Linked DNA regions of Mus musculus: region 1 is linked to region 2. Evidence: chromatin loops called from intact Hi-C (ENCODE). Cell type or tissue: gastrocnemius. All regions are shown on one strand.

What was found. A loop is a pair of places that touch in the nucleus more often than their neighbours do. Peaks named below come from ENCODE experiments on the same cell type or tissue, not always from the same donor. Only the 100,000 strongest peaks of a DNase experiment are listed, where the experiment ranks them.
Region 1: it touches region 2 in a loop (6-fold over the local background); 9 of 42 quality-filtered maps call a loop at or near these places.

What each region holds. Positions count from the first base shown.
Region 1 is chr15:35,514,075-35,522,074 of GRCm38, forward strand. All of the region lies in intron 17 of Vps13b (vacuolar protein sorting 13B), which reads left to right. Among named protein-coding and RNA genes, the nearest start is that of Gm24771, 31 kb to the left of the region's middle. In gastrocnemius, a CTCF peak has its summit at 4,527 (motif pointing right); a DNase peak (open chromatin) is centred at 4,532.
Region 2 is chr15:35,910,380-35,918,379 of GRCm38, forward strand. Vps13b (vacuolar protein sorting 13B) reads left to right here. Exons shown (of 62, transcript NM_177151.4): 56 at 1-570; 57 at 4,395-4,571; 58 at 6,668-6,838. Among named protein-coding and RNA genes, the nearest start is that of Cox6c, 24 kb to the right of the region's middle. In gastrocnemius, a CTCF peak has its summit at 4,993 (motif pointing left); a DNase peak (open chromatin) is centred at 4,992; H3K27ac peaks cover 2,639 bases.

The DNA.
Region 1 (8,000 bases), 400 kb before region 2:
AGAGAATTGAGGATAGTAATATAATGAAAATTATTGCTACACCATTAGGTAAATAAATACAGTCTTGATTTATTATAACCATTAATGATGTGTATCCTCTTTTGTGGCTAGCACAAATTGGCTCTGTGTTGAATTCATTTTATGTAGACTGGAGTGTGAAAGTCAAATTTATAATAGCTATTTAGCATAGGGTCTTTGACTTTACTTGTTTTTAAAAGAATGTTTAAGAAATCGAGCTGGTAGTTCTTGACAGTTTTACTAAACGTATTTAAATTAGTTATGATAAAGATTTCAGTCATTATAAATACTATGACTATGTTTTTCTAAGTTTATAATAAATTTACCCCCTATTAGTAATAAACTAATAGAACTAATTAATCAAACCTTTGTAAGAGGTATTAAACAGTTCTGTTAACATATTTTCTCCAATTAAATGAAGAAACATGTTTTATTTAGTGTGTCTACACTAAATAAGAACCAAAATTTTCATGGCAAATGATCCTCAAATTAATATTTGAAAATTAGGTCAAATTATCTCTTGCATAAATGAAGAATTATACGCTTATTTGAAGCTGTTTATGCTCTCTGCAGTCATATTTCCTAAAAGCTACTCTTGCTTTCCAGTTAATTAAACATTTTAGAATGTAATTACCTTCTGCTATTAGTTAGATATGTTAAACTGTTTAAGATATTAGCTTTTACTATTTGAAATGTGTAAATATTAAGAATATTTTGACATTTGCAAGTAGAAGTTAAGAGTTTTAGAATTTACCTCAATAACATAAAATATGTTAAGCTATAATTTTAAGTCCTGTTTTGAGTTTGAAACACGTGGATTAAACATGTAGCTATGTATATATTAGTTGATTCCTCTGAATTTTACATAATTTCCATTCTTATGGATTTATGTTCAATAACTTTTAAATCACAATTAATTTATATTTCTTTAATAGTTTCTGTTTCTAATTACTATTTTTTTGACAAAGTCAAACTTGTAAATATTTTATGCAATCATTTGAATAGTATTTTAGTTAGCATGGTGTCTTTTTCATCATTAGGTATGGTATATTTTTCTACATAAACTGATATATATTTGATAAAATTTAAAAAATGATTTTACCTGAAAGTGTTTCATTGACTTTCAGCATGTGAGGAAAGAGCTTGAACTTTAGCATCATACCTGAGCCTCAAAAGTTTGATTTCAACTAAATCGGTTTTCTCAATTCATGTTGACAGTCTTATGTGAAACAAATTTTTGTAATGAGATAGAAAGATGGAATAGAAACTATATCTCCTGATGTCTGATCTGAGTGACACAGTGTCTCTGGTAAAGCTTATACTTTATCATATAAACTAGTGTGGACTAGTTACATATGCTTACTTACAGTATGGACGTGTGACATGAGGATAGGAACTTTAGTTTGCTTCAGTTTTTCCACCAGAGAATGGAACAGTCATTCCAGCTTAATATTGTTTTGAATAGTTGCATAATTAATAATGAACATTAATATTGTTATGAGTATTTAGATAATGAGCAAAGAACCTTTTTATGAATAATGTGTGACTCACGCAGGACACAGTCAGCGAATGCTGAGTATTTCTTCACATAGGAAGTAAGAGATATGTCAGCTGGCTGGAAGATGGAAGAACAAATGCGTAATTATTGTCAGGCATTACTTCCTAAGGAAAATTTTAAAGAAGGAACCAAACCCCATTTTTTACAGTGAAAAGACAGAAGCTTTTAGTACTCATTTGAGAGATTATGTTCCATATATTGTGTGGTTATTTAGAGTCAGGGCCAACTGCCTTTCGTAGGGTACCACTTCAAACACTGCTGCCGCCTCTGCAGGTTGCAAGCACATGATTGAAGGCTTCTAGTTCTCAGCTCCCGCACAGATGTCTTTCAGTACCTATAGGCAGTAATTTCTTCAAATTGCTCACTTTATCAGCAGCACATGTCATCAATCCTGAAGTGGTTGCTCAAGTCAAACTGCAGAATCTTTAGCTTACAGATGCAGCTGCAAACAGGTGAACAGGCAGAAAGTAATTTGTGCAGCTTGGTGGCTGTCAGACAAAAGGCAGACAATCTGTGTTTAAAACAGATTGCAGGCCCTGTATGGGCTAGACAAAAGGGATTTCTCCAACTGCAAATAATTCCAAGGTTAACATATTTTATTATGTCATTAGGTGATTTGTTAAAATTTAAAACAATGAACATGATAAATCTACACAGAAACTGGAGACAAGATAAAAGAGAAAATCCGATCAGTGAATAGATACACATTTGTTTTTCCAGGAAACATAACTGGCCTTCATAGAAGCCATTTTATCACAAGTTAATGCAGGCTATAAAATAGTTCTTTGATGCTTTAAAGATCGTAATAAGTTACATTAAGAATTATTCCTATTTAAAAAACCATACAGCCAGAACAGGACAGCTTCATGAAAAACATTTAGTTTTGAGATTATTATTTTGTAGATGTTGGAATTTGCTTTTGTCAGACATTGTTTAGATTTTTGTGTGACTCTTTCCCAAGATATTTTTAAAAGTAGTGTGTGCTAGCTACATCATACATTTCAGGATATCTGTATCCAATACTTAAAAAAACCCCATAAGTTACATATAGCAAAACTTTCAGAATATGTATCTAAAAAGTCTCCTTGTTTTTGTTTTGCTATTCATTAAGATAGTCACACTTTACAAGATTCTTCCATAATAGTATTAGTATTGACAGTATTCATCATTTTATCTCTAATTTTTTTTTTTGTTATTTTTTTCAAAACAGGTTTTCTCTGCATAGCCTTGACTGTCCTGGAAATTCCTCTGTAGACTAGGCTGCCTTGAATTCAGAGATCTGTCTGCCTCCCCCCACCCCCTTCCTTGCTGGGATTAAAGACATGATACCACACCCAGATATCTATAAAATTTAATATTGGTAAATACCTTATGAGACTCCAAAATCAGCAAATTATTAATTACCAGTATTCGGCTGCATGAGTGCAGACTCACTACACAAAGCAGAATGAAGAAATTTGCTTCATAGTCTTTGTATCTGCAAAGAAAATTATTAAACAATACATACATGCTCTTGTGTACAGCCATGCATACATATAGTTAGGTGTTTAAAATGCACATGCCATGAACACATTCATTCATTCATTCATTCATTCGTGTCTGTACGGTGCATAGGAAGGAAAGCAACAGCCCATGTTGTTACATGTGTGCTTCTGCGTTTTTTCACAACCCTAAGTGAATTACATGTTGTTTTTCTATTTTGTTGTTTAATTTCAAAATAATTTAATATTGTAATTACTATAAATATTGAGTATTTATGTATAATATTTAAAAGCAAAATTTTACATGAAGTCTGATTCTGGTTTTGTTAATATTACATGGTTTGGGAAACTTTTTAATCGTCTCTTAGTTTTTTAATGATCATTTATCTAAGTCATTGTTCATATTATATTTTAAAAAATGTATAAAGAATTTTATCTGATGTCTTGCAAGGGTTCTCATATACACTAATGGACAAACCCTGCAGGGGCCTCTTGTTTTGGAGTCTCTCAACCTTGATGTTGATCTCCCTCACCCCCCCCCCCCCCTTCCACTATTCCCTCCAGCCCCCGTAGAGTAGGATAGTTACAATGCTGTGTTTGTGTCTCTGTGTGTGTGTGTGTCTGTGTGTGTGTGTGTGTGTGTGTGTGCGCGTGCGCACACGGGCCCATGCTGGTGCTTATGTATATGGAAACAGGTCCAGAAAGAGGACATTGGGTGTCTTTCTTTATTACTTGCCTCCTTGCTTCTTGAGATAGGTTTTCTCACTAAACTTCAAATTTGCTGTTTTTTACTAGACTGGCTGGCCAAAGAGTTCCTAGGATAGGTCTGTTTTTGTTCCCAGTGCTGGAGTTACAGACTTATGTGGCAATCCTTGGCAGTTTTTCATTAGAAATTAAACTTTGGATCCCATGCTTGTAGAACAAGTACCTTACTTACAGACCCATCTCCTCAGTCCTCTAGAAACTGACCGCCACCACCACCACCAGCACCAGCACCAGCAGCAGACTACTGTTTGTACCAATATTGTGTGGACCAGGATAGAGTATTACCATGTTAAGACACAGTGTTGCCTATGACTTGGACCCAGCCTATCACCTGTTTTTTCTGGAGAAAAAAAAAGTTCTGAAGTTCCTTTGTGTGACAGTAGTAGAACTGAATAACTATGAAAGAAATTCTACATAGTGCAAATCCTAAAGCATTTCTCTTTAGCTCAGGAGAAAATAATGTTTGCTGGCCCACACTGTAGACTGAGCTCTTTTAAGCAAAGCTTTGTACATTTTTGGATTTCATTTTTTTATTCTTGATGTATTATATTTATGAATATGCTCGCTTTCCTCACATTTTATTTCATACCTAATCCATTTATCTCTTTAACATGCAGCGTCTGTTGTGGGTGTCTTGCTTTGTTTAGTGAGCCTGTCACTGCTTGTTTTGTAGGACTGAAGTACTGGAGGTTACGAAGGAGGGCACCAGCAGGGGGCAGTATGGAGCCTTTACCCAACCTGCTTAGACTTCATGTTGTTGGTTTGAAGTTCTTTCTAATATATTAAAATAGATGTTATAGTATTACTAAGTTATCATTTTATAACTTTTATATTTCCATTTCTGTAATTTCCTTCAGTCTTTATTAGTGTACTTGATTTTAAACTTTGTCTGAGCTATAATATAATCTACCACATATTTACCATATTTACACTTGAAATATCCTTTATTCCTTAATCTTAGATAGTCTTTGCAATAACTGAGGTATTTTTCTTTGGAAATGTCTTGGAGGGGCTGTCTCAGGCTTGTCTGGGGTTTCCCAGTAGAATGATAGCTCTCTTTGTGTTCGGGCCTTCTTGGATTAGCATCCACTGAGCTCCTGCTGCATTCTGAGTGCAGTGCTTTCCAAGTGTTGGGAGCTCTGGAGGTGGACAGTGGCTCTCACAGGCTCCTCCTGTGTTCTGAAGAAATGCTGTTTATAGCCAGTTTTCAATGAGTATCTCATGAAGTTTGATTAAGCCCTTTTCTATCTCATCATTGCATTAGAATATACTGATCACAATACGTGTGCTATGTATTCATTACGAAGGCAAAATCACCATAATAAAATATTTTTACATTTGATTTCCTAAATAAAGTAAATATATTTTATAGGGCAGGGGAAAAAAGTACTTAGGCAGTCCAAAGGGCTAATCAGAGAGTCTTTATGTGCACTGGTAATGTGCTGTGCAATATAAGCTGAAATATATTCCACAAGGGAGGAAAATGGAATCGGTTACATACACTGTTCCTAAGTGTAATGATCATAAGACTCCATTACTCACTTTAGGCAGGTGCTTTTTATATGAGGCTTTAAGGAAATGTAAGGCTGCTGTGAGGTGATTGGTTTGTACAGACATAGTTTACTATCAGGTTGTCTGACAGGTTAAAGAAGCTGGAAGTATTTTTGCAAACATTTACTAGTGTCTAGTGGATGACAATGAGTATTTATTTGGTGGATAGATGCATAATAACATTGCATAATACGTGCAATTTTTCTGTGACTTATTTAAGAAACATTTACAGAGATGCAATGAAATTTTGTATTTTTGTTCTTAATGATGAGAAAATGCTACTCCCTGAAACTTCTTTGACAGATACATATTTTTGAAAGGCTCACTAAATAGTATTTCTTTGTAGTTTTAGCCTGTTCTTTAGAACCTGTGTTTTATTTATTTGTTTTAATTAATCATTTTATTCATTTACATTTCAAATGAATCCCCTTCCCAATTTTCCCTCCACAAACCTCCATCGCATCCCCCCTCCTACACTTTACCTGTATGAGGGTGCTCCTCCATCCACCCACCCATTCCCGCCTCACTGCTCTAGCATCTAGCACACTGAGGTATGGAGCCTCCACAGGGATGCCAGTTAAGACCATCTTCTGCTACATAAGTATCTGGAGCCATGAATCCCTTCATGGATACTCTTTAGTTGATGGTTTAGTCCCTGGGAGCTCTGGGTGGTCCCTTTAGTTGATATTGTTCTTCCTCTGGGGTTGAAAAACCCTTCAGCTCCTTTAGTCCTTCCATTAGGGTCCCCGGGCTTATTCTAATGGTTGGCTCTGAGTATCTGCATCTGTATTAGTCAGGTGTTGAAAGAACCTCTCAGGGAACAGTCATACCAGGCTCTCCTGTCATCAAGCACTTCTTGGCATCAACAAGAGTATCAGGGTTTGGTGTCCACAGATGGGATGGATCCTTAGGTAGGGTAGTCTCTGGATGGCCTTTCCTTTAGTCTCTGTTCCATTTTTTTTTTTTTTTGTCCCTGTTTTTCCTTTGGCCAGGAACAATTCTAGGTTAAAATTTTTGAGATGGGTGGGTGGCCCCTTCCCTCAACTGGGGGCTGGAGGTGGTTGCTACAGGTTCTGTCTCCCCTGTGTTGGATATTTCGGCTACTGTGATCCCGTTGGGTCCTGGGAGCCTCTAGCTCCCCTGGCATTGGGGACTTTATAGTGAGTACCCCCAGTTTCCCATGGCCCACTGCTACAAATTTCTGTTCCATTCCTGACCCTCTGAGGGATAACAGATGGGGAGGGAAAAAGGGAGCAGGATCAGATATGGGAAGGGACAGGAGAGAAGAACCTGTGTTTTATAGTGTGATGTTTGGGCAAATTTGGGGACATAGGATAACTTTTTAGGATGAATACTGAAGCAGTAAAAGAACGTCAGTCACAAAGATTTGAAGGTCATACCTACGTATTTATGCTGTGCATTTTTCTTCTGTGGCACTTTGATTTCCTTAGAGAGAACATGCATCTCTATGTTGTTTAAATATAGAACATTCCTTCATAAATACATTTTCTTTTACATGAACTAAACGTTAAATCAGAAAGATAATAAGTTTTTTTTTTTAAAGAATTGTTCTCATCTTTAAACCTATGAATGAATGGAATTTTAAAAAGCCTATCATTGCTATAGGTCCATCTCTCCCTCCCTCTCTCCCTCCCTTCCCTTGCCCCTTCTCATTACTTCGAGTAATTGTTTCTGAGCTGAGTCTGCTTTATTCTCTGTGGATTTCCCTATCCTGAATAGGTCATATGAAAGGAATCAAAAGTGTGAATCTTTGGAGAGTTCAAAAATTTTTTTGCTGCATAACATTTTATGATACATATAAACCAGTTACTATAAATAAGATTTTGTTACGAACATAGTTTTTCTTTTTTCTTTTTTCTTTTTTTTTGTTTAATATCCAAGAGTACCATTTATGGGCGTCATGATATAGGTGTTATTTTGTTTTTTAAAAAATTGTTAAATTGCTTTCAGTAATCTCTATACCGGTTGACATATCCTCGTATGACTACCATTTCTTTACATACTTAACACCATGTGATTTTGTTATGTATTTTGTTTTAGATGTTGGAGTAGTTGTGTCATGATGTTGTTATTATTTTAATTTCTCTTTACCTGAATGTAATAAGATGATGATACATATTTTTTATTCATGAAAAATTTATACATGTATTCAATGAAATATGAACATATCAACTCCCCAGTGTCCCCTCTAACACTCCCCATTTACCCTAACCCGTCTATCTTACTATATTTATGTCTTTGCTTTCTGTTTATAAATCCCCTCAATGGAACGTCTATTTGTATTTTAATTTATTTTCATGTTATTATTTGCGTATTTGAGGAGCATTTATAATCTCTAGATATGTTGGTTCATTGTTGGATTGTGGTTTTCAAATGTTATTTCTTGACATCTTGTATTCCTTTTTTTGTGCAGTAGGGTCTTGTGTACATTTTATTTTAATTAGGTATTTTCTTCATTTACATTTCCAGTGCTATCCCAAAAGTCCCCCATACACTCCTCCCCCCCCCCCCCCCCACTTTGGCCCTGGCGTTTCTCTGTACTAAGGCATATAAAGTTTGCATGACCAAGGGACCTCTCTTTCCACTGATGGCCGACTAGGCCATCT
Region 2 (8,000 bases):
TTTATAACAAGTCTAATTTCCATTTTGCTGTCTTGGTCTGCCAAGGAGAGAGAACAGACCCTGCTCAGTATTCCAGGGTGCAGAGTCTCCTGGTCTCCAGCAAAGCCTTGGAAGAATACAAGGAGAATTGCTTCATCAAACTTTGCCTCACTGTCTCTGAGGGGAAGGACATCCTCCTCGATGTCAGCGAGTTCACCTTTGAACTGAAGCCAGCACGGCTGTATGTGGAGGACACCTTTGTTTACTACATCAAAACTTTGTTTGACACCTACCTTCCTCCCAGCAGGATGTCTGGTCACCATGCACAGCTGTTCACAGGGCAGCAGGTGCTGCCTGTGCAGGTGACACAGCACGCCAAGGCATTGGTGAACGCAGTGAAGTTACGGAAGCTGCTCATCCAGCCAGTGAACCTGCTCATCAGCATCCATGCCTCCCTGAAGCTGTACATAGCCTCCGACCACACCCCTCTCTCCTTCTCTGTGTTTGAAAGAGGACCAGTGTTCACCACAGCAAGGCAGCTGGTGCACGCACTGGCCATGCACTATGCTGCTGGGGCTCTTTTCAGAGCAGGTGAGGATGCAAGGGAAGGGTCTGTGGCGGGCTAGCACCTGGACAGAAGTGGTCCATTGTGGCAGGGGGCTGTCTGTTACACAACACACGGGAAAGCAGGTAGGCCTGGGTGATAGGGCCACAGCTAACAGAACTGGATCTAGATCTGAATGTTCAGTGTAAACCTTGGGTGAATATCGAACTCTTGAGCCTGCATCTTCAGCTGTAAAGTGGATTTTAAAGGCTATGGGATGGTTTACACTAGGGACCAAGGAGAGAAATAAGACTTCTGTTTCCCATCTGGCTGGAAGAGCCTACAAGGAGTGTTTGATGTGAGTACAGAATCTTCCGTGAGGAGCATTCTGTGCAAACATGAAAATCGGGCTCCCTGTGGTACTTGACAGTCATCCTCTGTAGGGCATGTGTTCCTGACTCAGGGTCAGTCTTAGATAGAGGGTGCTAGCCTGCTCCCAAGGTGCTAACAGTTATCAGAGCAGCATCCACACTTGGCTTTGTTCAGGATGAGTTCCTGCACGAGATAACCTTGTTCTTGGTGAATGAATTCCCATAGCCTATTCAGGCTGTGGCAACAAATGACTGTATTACCATTAGTAAGAGGCCAGTAGTCATGCTACATGGGTAAGATTAAACCGTCTCCATAATGAAATACATAGAGATCAGGAACAGGTTGGCTGCACCATAGAAAAAAAAGGACAGCCTCCAGCTGAGAGCCTTAAATGACCTGTTGTTTGGATAGTTTGCACAATAATGAAGAAATTAAATGACTCCTTAGCAAGGAGCCATTTAAAAATAATGAGGAATATTTCAAACTGAATAGACATGTATATCTCTGTAAAGTACCCCAGACACTTACCCTTCTGGTACACTGACATATATCAGCTCTTTAGTCAGAGGTCAAAAGAGGAGGAGGACTCCCTGCGGTCACAGCTGACACCAAGCTAGGAAGCTGGCCTAAAGGACAGATTCCACCTGTGCCCGGGTAACCATGGCCTCCATAGGCTTTGTGCGAAACCTACTGCCTTGTTTTACTGGGACTGAGGGATCTCATGTGAACATTCTCTCTGGCCTTCTTATAGTTAGAAATCCTGTGATTGTCTCATTTTCAATATACAGCAGGAAAGAAATTTTAACACCAAAGCTGAAATTGAAATTGAAAACATTGTCACTAAAACTGAATATTACTTGAAAGAAAAGTCATTGGAGCATTGAGAAATAGAAAGGCCACGGGGAGGGTGGCTGGCAGGCCCAAAGAGAATGGACTAGCATTCCTGTAGAGAACGGATGAGGGCTAGCCAGGAGGGAGTGGGTTGTGTCCATCTCACTTAGGGCTGCATTTACCCACTGGACTCAAGGTTCCTGGCTGGGATGCTTAAAACACCATGACCTCATTTCTGGGGAAGTCTGTGGAGTCATTTGAAGAGGCTTTAAAAACCCATAACTGCTAACTAGAAATGAGTAGCTCCATTCAAAGGGAGGAATGTGGGCTTGAGAATTTCTCAAGGTTCTTGCCTACCTCCAGCTCCCACTCTCATAGACTCAGATCACCCACAAGATTTCCAAACAACTAAGCCAAAAATATGCAGATGAACCTCTGCATCCTTGGGTTCACATCTGCAGATCCAACTACTTGTAGCCTGAAAATACTGAAGAATTATGTGTGTTCTTGCCATTTATCCCTTAAATATGCAGAATAAATAGGCCAGCAAGATGGCCGCTGTCCAGTTGAGTGGGTAAGAGTGGAAGGAAAGGACTTACAAGTTGTCCCCTAGCCGCCACAGGTGTATACCTTTGCACACCCACAGCCACATAAATTAGGAGTAGTAGTAAACATTTTAAAGTCAGCAGCACGTTGGGCACAGCTTGTGCACTATACAGCAGTACACACTCAGGCAATGTCAGTGTAGTGCAGGTGGCCAAAGCTCGACGGCGAGTCTGGAACCCATGCCTGCTGGGTGCTGAGGCCACTTCACTCACCTCTGAGAAAAGAGTAAAGAGCATCCTTGTATACTCTCTGTCTTTTTGTCTAGCCTGGATGCCACCAAGTGGAATCTCCATCCACAAACAGCCCTCTGGTGGCTTCAGGCTTTACTGATCACAGATTTACTGATCAGCGGTACACCTTCCATATGGTTAGGAAGAATAGGAAAGGACTCTCAGCAGCCAGATGGGATTAAGAGTCAACGTGGGCCTTCCCCTGTATGCCCTCTATGTTCCCAGACCTGAAGGAAGCTTCACTGGAGCCTGACAGGAGACTCTTTCACATGTGTCAGGGAAACCAAGGTCTCTAAACCAGCCATCAGATGGAACCTGTGATCATTCTGGGAGATCCTCTAAGAAGAGGAATAACTTATTCCACAGGACCATTGATTGATTGATTGATTGATTGATTGATTGATTGATTGATTGAGATGGGCAGAGATCAAGTAAACTAACCTAGGTTGGAAACCCTACTCCTAAATTTTTCAGCCAGAGACTGTGAATGTCTTACTAACAAAATCTCACTTCAGTGTCCTCTGATTCCTGCCAGTAGAGATACTGTAGACACACATCAAGTGGGATTGTCATCTACCTCCTGTATCCATACAGCTCTGACCCCCAGCAGCTCAGTGGTCAGGCACACTTGCAGGGTGATGGTGGCACTGTTGGCCTTGTGCTTGGGGGATTCCATGAGCAGTGCCTTGGCCCCACGTGGCTCTTCATTTGTCAGTCCTAATGACTGACAGCCATGTTGTCACCCTAATGCTCCAGAAAAGGGCTCAACATTTATGCCAGTCCTATGCTCTCTACTTTAGGAAGCTCTCTGCTTTGATAGTGACCTGGGGACTTGGCCTCCCTCTTCGGTTGGTGACTTAACTGAGGATCTCTGTCACAGAGACTTGCTATTGAGAGAGGGAACAGTTCCCATCCTTTGCCTTACCTCACAGCCTTCCCAATAAAAAGGCCACAGTACTGAGTTTGGCATAAAGATTCCTAAAGGAAGTTGCTTTTTCAGATCTCTCCTCTCCCTGCCCCTGGTCTTTGCCTGCCCCTGGAGTCCTCTGGGCTTACAAGCCCTCAGTCCCCACCCCAGGCGGAAGGGAAAAGGCAGAAGGCTGTGAGCAAGCCACTGGAGCAGGCCAGCTCCTGGCAAGTCTGAATTTAAATAGGAAAGCAGACCCAAAGCCACGCTCCTGGGACATGGGTGGGGGAGCACTTCCCTCTCGCTAACCTAATCAGTGTGTCCCTGTCACCGATGTTTACACAGCCCAATAGGGTTGAAGGAGAGACATTTGTTTGGCTCTAGCTCCACTCTAAGAGAAGTACTCAGCTTGATAGGATTGTGAAAGATTAAAAAGAACCCTCCATCCTTGTCAAAGCTTGCATCCCTTTTGCAATACCCTATTTTAGCATCTGGCTTCTCACCACCAGGCAGCTGCTGCTGCTGCTGCTGCTGCTGCTGCTGCTGCTGCTGCCGCCGCCGCCCTGACAGATAGGGAGAAACATCTCAGTCTGTGAGCACCTGCAGCCCAGAGTGCCTGACTGAGCTGGAGGTGTTCTCTGCACATGGCTCCCTTTACAGGAGTACAGGAGGCTTGGGCACAGAAGTCATATTAAAGCCATTTGCAAGGCTGCCAGAGGAACACTGTGATTTATAAAGTATGAAAGTTCACCATTTATGAATTCACAGATATGATTTCCCATATTTTGCTCCAAAGAAGCTTATGGGTGTCATACACCCTTCGTTCTAGTGTGGAAAGGGAATTTTAGAGAAAGCAGGCCACTTTTCATGAGTGTTGAAAGTGCTGAACTCAAGGTCTCAATAACCCCTTCCCTTTGTGTTGCAGGCTGGGTGGTGGGGTCTCTGGAAATCCTCGGCAGCCCCGCCAGCTTAGTGAGAAGCATTGGGAATGGGATCTCGGACTTCTTCAGGCTTCCATATGAGGGATTGACCCGAGGCCCAGGAGCCTTCGTGAGCGGAGTCTCCAGAGGGACCACATCATTCGTCAAGCACATTTCCAAAGGTAGCGGGTGCCGGTCCTTGCAGGGCCTTGTCTTGTGTTTCAAGCGTTCATGCTGTTCAGTTTGCTCACCCAGCCTGCAGCTTCTGTTGTGTTAACTTGCTGTGAAATGCTGGGATGATAGCAAAGCTCATGTTTTAAACAAATCACTGCTTGCCTGTAGTGTTTAAAAATGTTTCAGAAACGTTCTCATTGAGAAAACACAAACTGGCTCCACTGTTATTCTATACAATAAATATAGAAATACTGACAGTGTTTGTGACCTCTGCTAAGCAGCAGGGCTCCCACACCAGTTGCCTCATCATGTTTCTAAAATGCAGATACAGTTGTCATAGCTGTCTAAGGACATGGACTCATTGTAGTGGGGAAGCTGACTGCTAAGCCAGCTTTACTCCCACTCCCTACATCCACAGTGCCATCTTGTGGTCCAGACAGGTCATCAGGCATGGAGGCTAAACTGCTTCCCACCAGGAGAATGTTTTCATTTCATCCAGTGTTTGCTCGATATTTTGGTCAGGTTGGCAGTGACCAGGGAACTAACAAGGGCCATCTGAGTCCCCTTTTCTTCTCAGCGGGAGGCAGAGAAAACAGGGCAAAGGCCTTCTTGCCCATAAAAGGCATTTTACTGTAGACAATACCATAACTCTGTTATGAGTGGGCAGGTTACTGAAGACTCTAGAAGACCTCAAAAGAAGACTTAGGCTTGAAATATGAGACTCCATGATCCATAGTGAGGGTGGGGGCTCCTGGTGGGGGGTTGGCAAGAGAGCAGCCAGAGTAATAAAAACAAATTCCATGGACAATGAAAGGGAGCCTCCCCCAGCCCCAGATCCCGGGAGGCCTGGGAGCGGACTAGAAACTCACAGATGTGTGCCTGGTGGGCTTCTCAGTCCTGCCATGGGTCCTCTGAGGTTCTGGTGTTTGTGTTTTACAATAGGACAGCAAACACCTGTTAAACTGTAGCTCAGCTTATTTAGCATCCTGACTGCTTCTTACATTTGTTCTCCCATCTTAGCAAAATCGGGGGGGGGGGGGGTTGTCTGTGTGTGTGTGTGTCTGTGTGTGTGTCTGTCTGTGTTGTGTGTTCATATGTCTCTGTGTTTATATGTCTGTGTGTGTCTGTGTTCATACATCTGTGTGTGTCTGTGATTCATGTCTGTATGTGTGTCTATGTGTTCAAGTCTGTGTGTTCATCTGTCTGAGTGTGTCTGGGTATCTTATGTGTTCAGACCACAGGTAAAAATGATAGCTTCAGAAGTGGGACCTGCCATTTCTTCTCTATTGGTGTCTTCTGGTTTTGCTGCTGAGATCCATATGTACTTGCTGGAGCAGTTGGGACTGTTGGAGCATGGGAAGTTGTCTTTTTTTAGGAAAACCAAACAGAATCATTGCCTGGGTTCCTTTGTTGACTTTTCTATCAGTCAATGTCCAGATTACCAAAACTTCATAAATCTTCTATAGCAAATAGGGTTTTTCCCTCAGAATACCAAGTGATAGAGTTTACTTTCTCCCTTTATTAAGACTGAAGTCATGACCAGGTGCGGTCACGCTTGCTGAGGAAGATCACAAGTTCAAAGCTGATGTAAGCCTGTATAAGAGAGCAGAGGAGGGCCGGGCGTGGTGACACACGCCTTTAATCTCAGTACTTGGGAGGCAGAGGCAGGCGGATTTCTGAGTTCAAGGCCAGCCTGGTCTACAAAGTGAGTTCCAGGACAGCCAGGACTATACAGAGAAACCCTGTCTTGAAAAAACAAACAAAAAAGAGACCAGAGGAAGAAAAGGGAACAGTGAATTCACAAGTTGTAAAGTGGAAACATTTCTTGACAATCTACCTGGGACTAAGGAGTATAACCTTAAACATAACCTGTAAAATGAGCTCAGAAACATAGGTAGGCTAGGCATGTAGTCAGCGGTCGGACTTTAATCTCTTAAAACTGGATCCATAGAGGACTTCAAAAATCTTTCCCCCAAGTCTTGAGAAATTATTGGCAAGGTGCAAAGGTCTTAGCCACTCAGTGCTGCTGGCATGTCTTCTCATCCCACCTCACAAACCCTGGCTGCCACCTGAAGGGAACCAGCCCATGCTCTTGTGCCCGCAGGTGCCTTGACATCCATCACCAACTTGGCCACCAGCCTGGCCCGGAATATGGGCCGGCTCTCGCTGGACGAGGAGCACTACAACCGGCAGGAGGAGTGGCGGCGGCAGCTCCCTGAGAGCCTAGGTGAAGGACTGCGACAGGGCCTGTCCAGACTGGGCATCAGCCTGCTCGGTAAGAGACTCGATACTCCTGTCTGCATTCAGCTTTGGAAGCTCCAGGGATGGCCACGTGGCTTCTCGTGGGAGTGGTTGTGGAGTTCGCGACCTTTCATAAATAGAACTGAGCTATGAAGGAACAGTCCCTGGCAGTGCATCTGAGGAGCACTAGGGCAGGAGCAGTTCTACAGTGTGGTGCTGCTCCTTAGCAGGGCTACCTCAGGACTGCCTGGGGAGGAGATTACCAGACACAATACCTGTGCTCCATCTTCCCTACTTAACATGGGTCTTGGTATACAATCTCCAAAGCAAAGGACGAGGGCACAGGACACCCCTAAGCACTTTGAGAAGTGAGTTCCCAGCAACCTTGGGAAAGCATCTACTTCCCCTTAGCATGGCTGCTTGCTTTGTTTGAGCAGCACTTGAGCAGTGTGCACGTGCTGTGTAAACTGTAGTCAGGAGCCAGCTTCCTTCCCCCACCCCCTTGGATTTCTTTATTTCAGATCAGCCCATCTCCAAGCAATTATTGTTTGTCAAGCAGCCCGGTGGTATAGTTAGAGGGGAAGATTTCCATGGGTATTGCAAAGGATCAAGTGTTTGAAAATAAGTTGCTTTGGGAAAATCTATAAAAAGAAAACTTCAGAGTTAGAAATTTACAGAGCAGGATTTTTCAAGGGTGTTTTTGTTTATTTGCTTTCAAAGGAATTTAAAACTATACTGCTTGGCACCCTGCCTTTCTAGCATCTGAGGGAGTATGTAGTGTAGAGATCAAAGTGACCGTGGAAGTGTAGAGGCCAGAGTGGAAGAGATGAGCCTGAAAGGTTTCCTCCTCCCTTGTTCTGGTGTCTGTGCAGTGCAGAGCCTCACCAGCACAGAGGAACTTCTCTGTGGGAGGAAGTGGTACAATGTTACAAGTGCAGGTTGACTTGCCAGAGACTAGTTAAGCACTAACAGTTTGTGGTGTGGGGTATGTCATTTGATAATGAGTGGAAAGTGGGGCCAGTAGGTAAACCAGCAGTCCCCTTGCTTGCTTTGGGGAGGACGGTGTGGCAGTGGGTAGACTGTGTCCCTCAGGGCCCTGGACTCCAAGATAGGTTATCCAAGTCCTTTCTTTGTTTGTTTTTTGTTGTTGTTGTTGTTGTTTTTGTTTTTTGAGACAGGGTTTCTCTGTGTAGCCC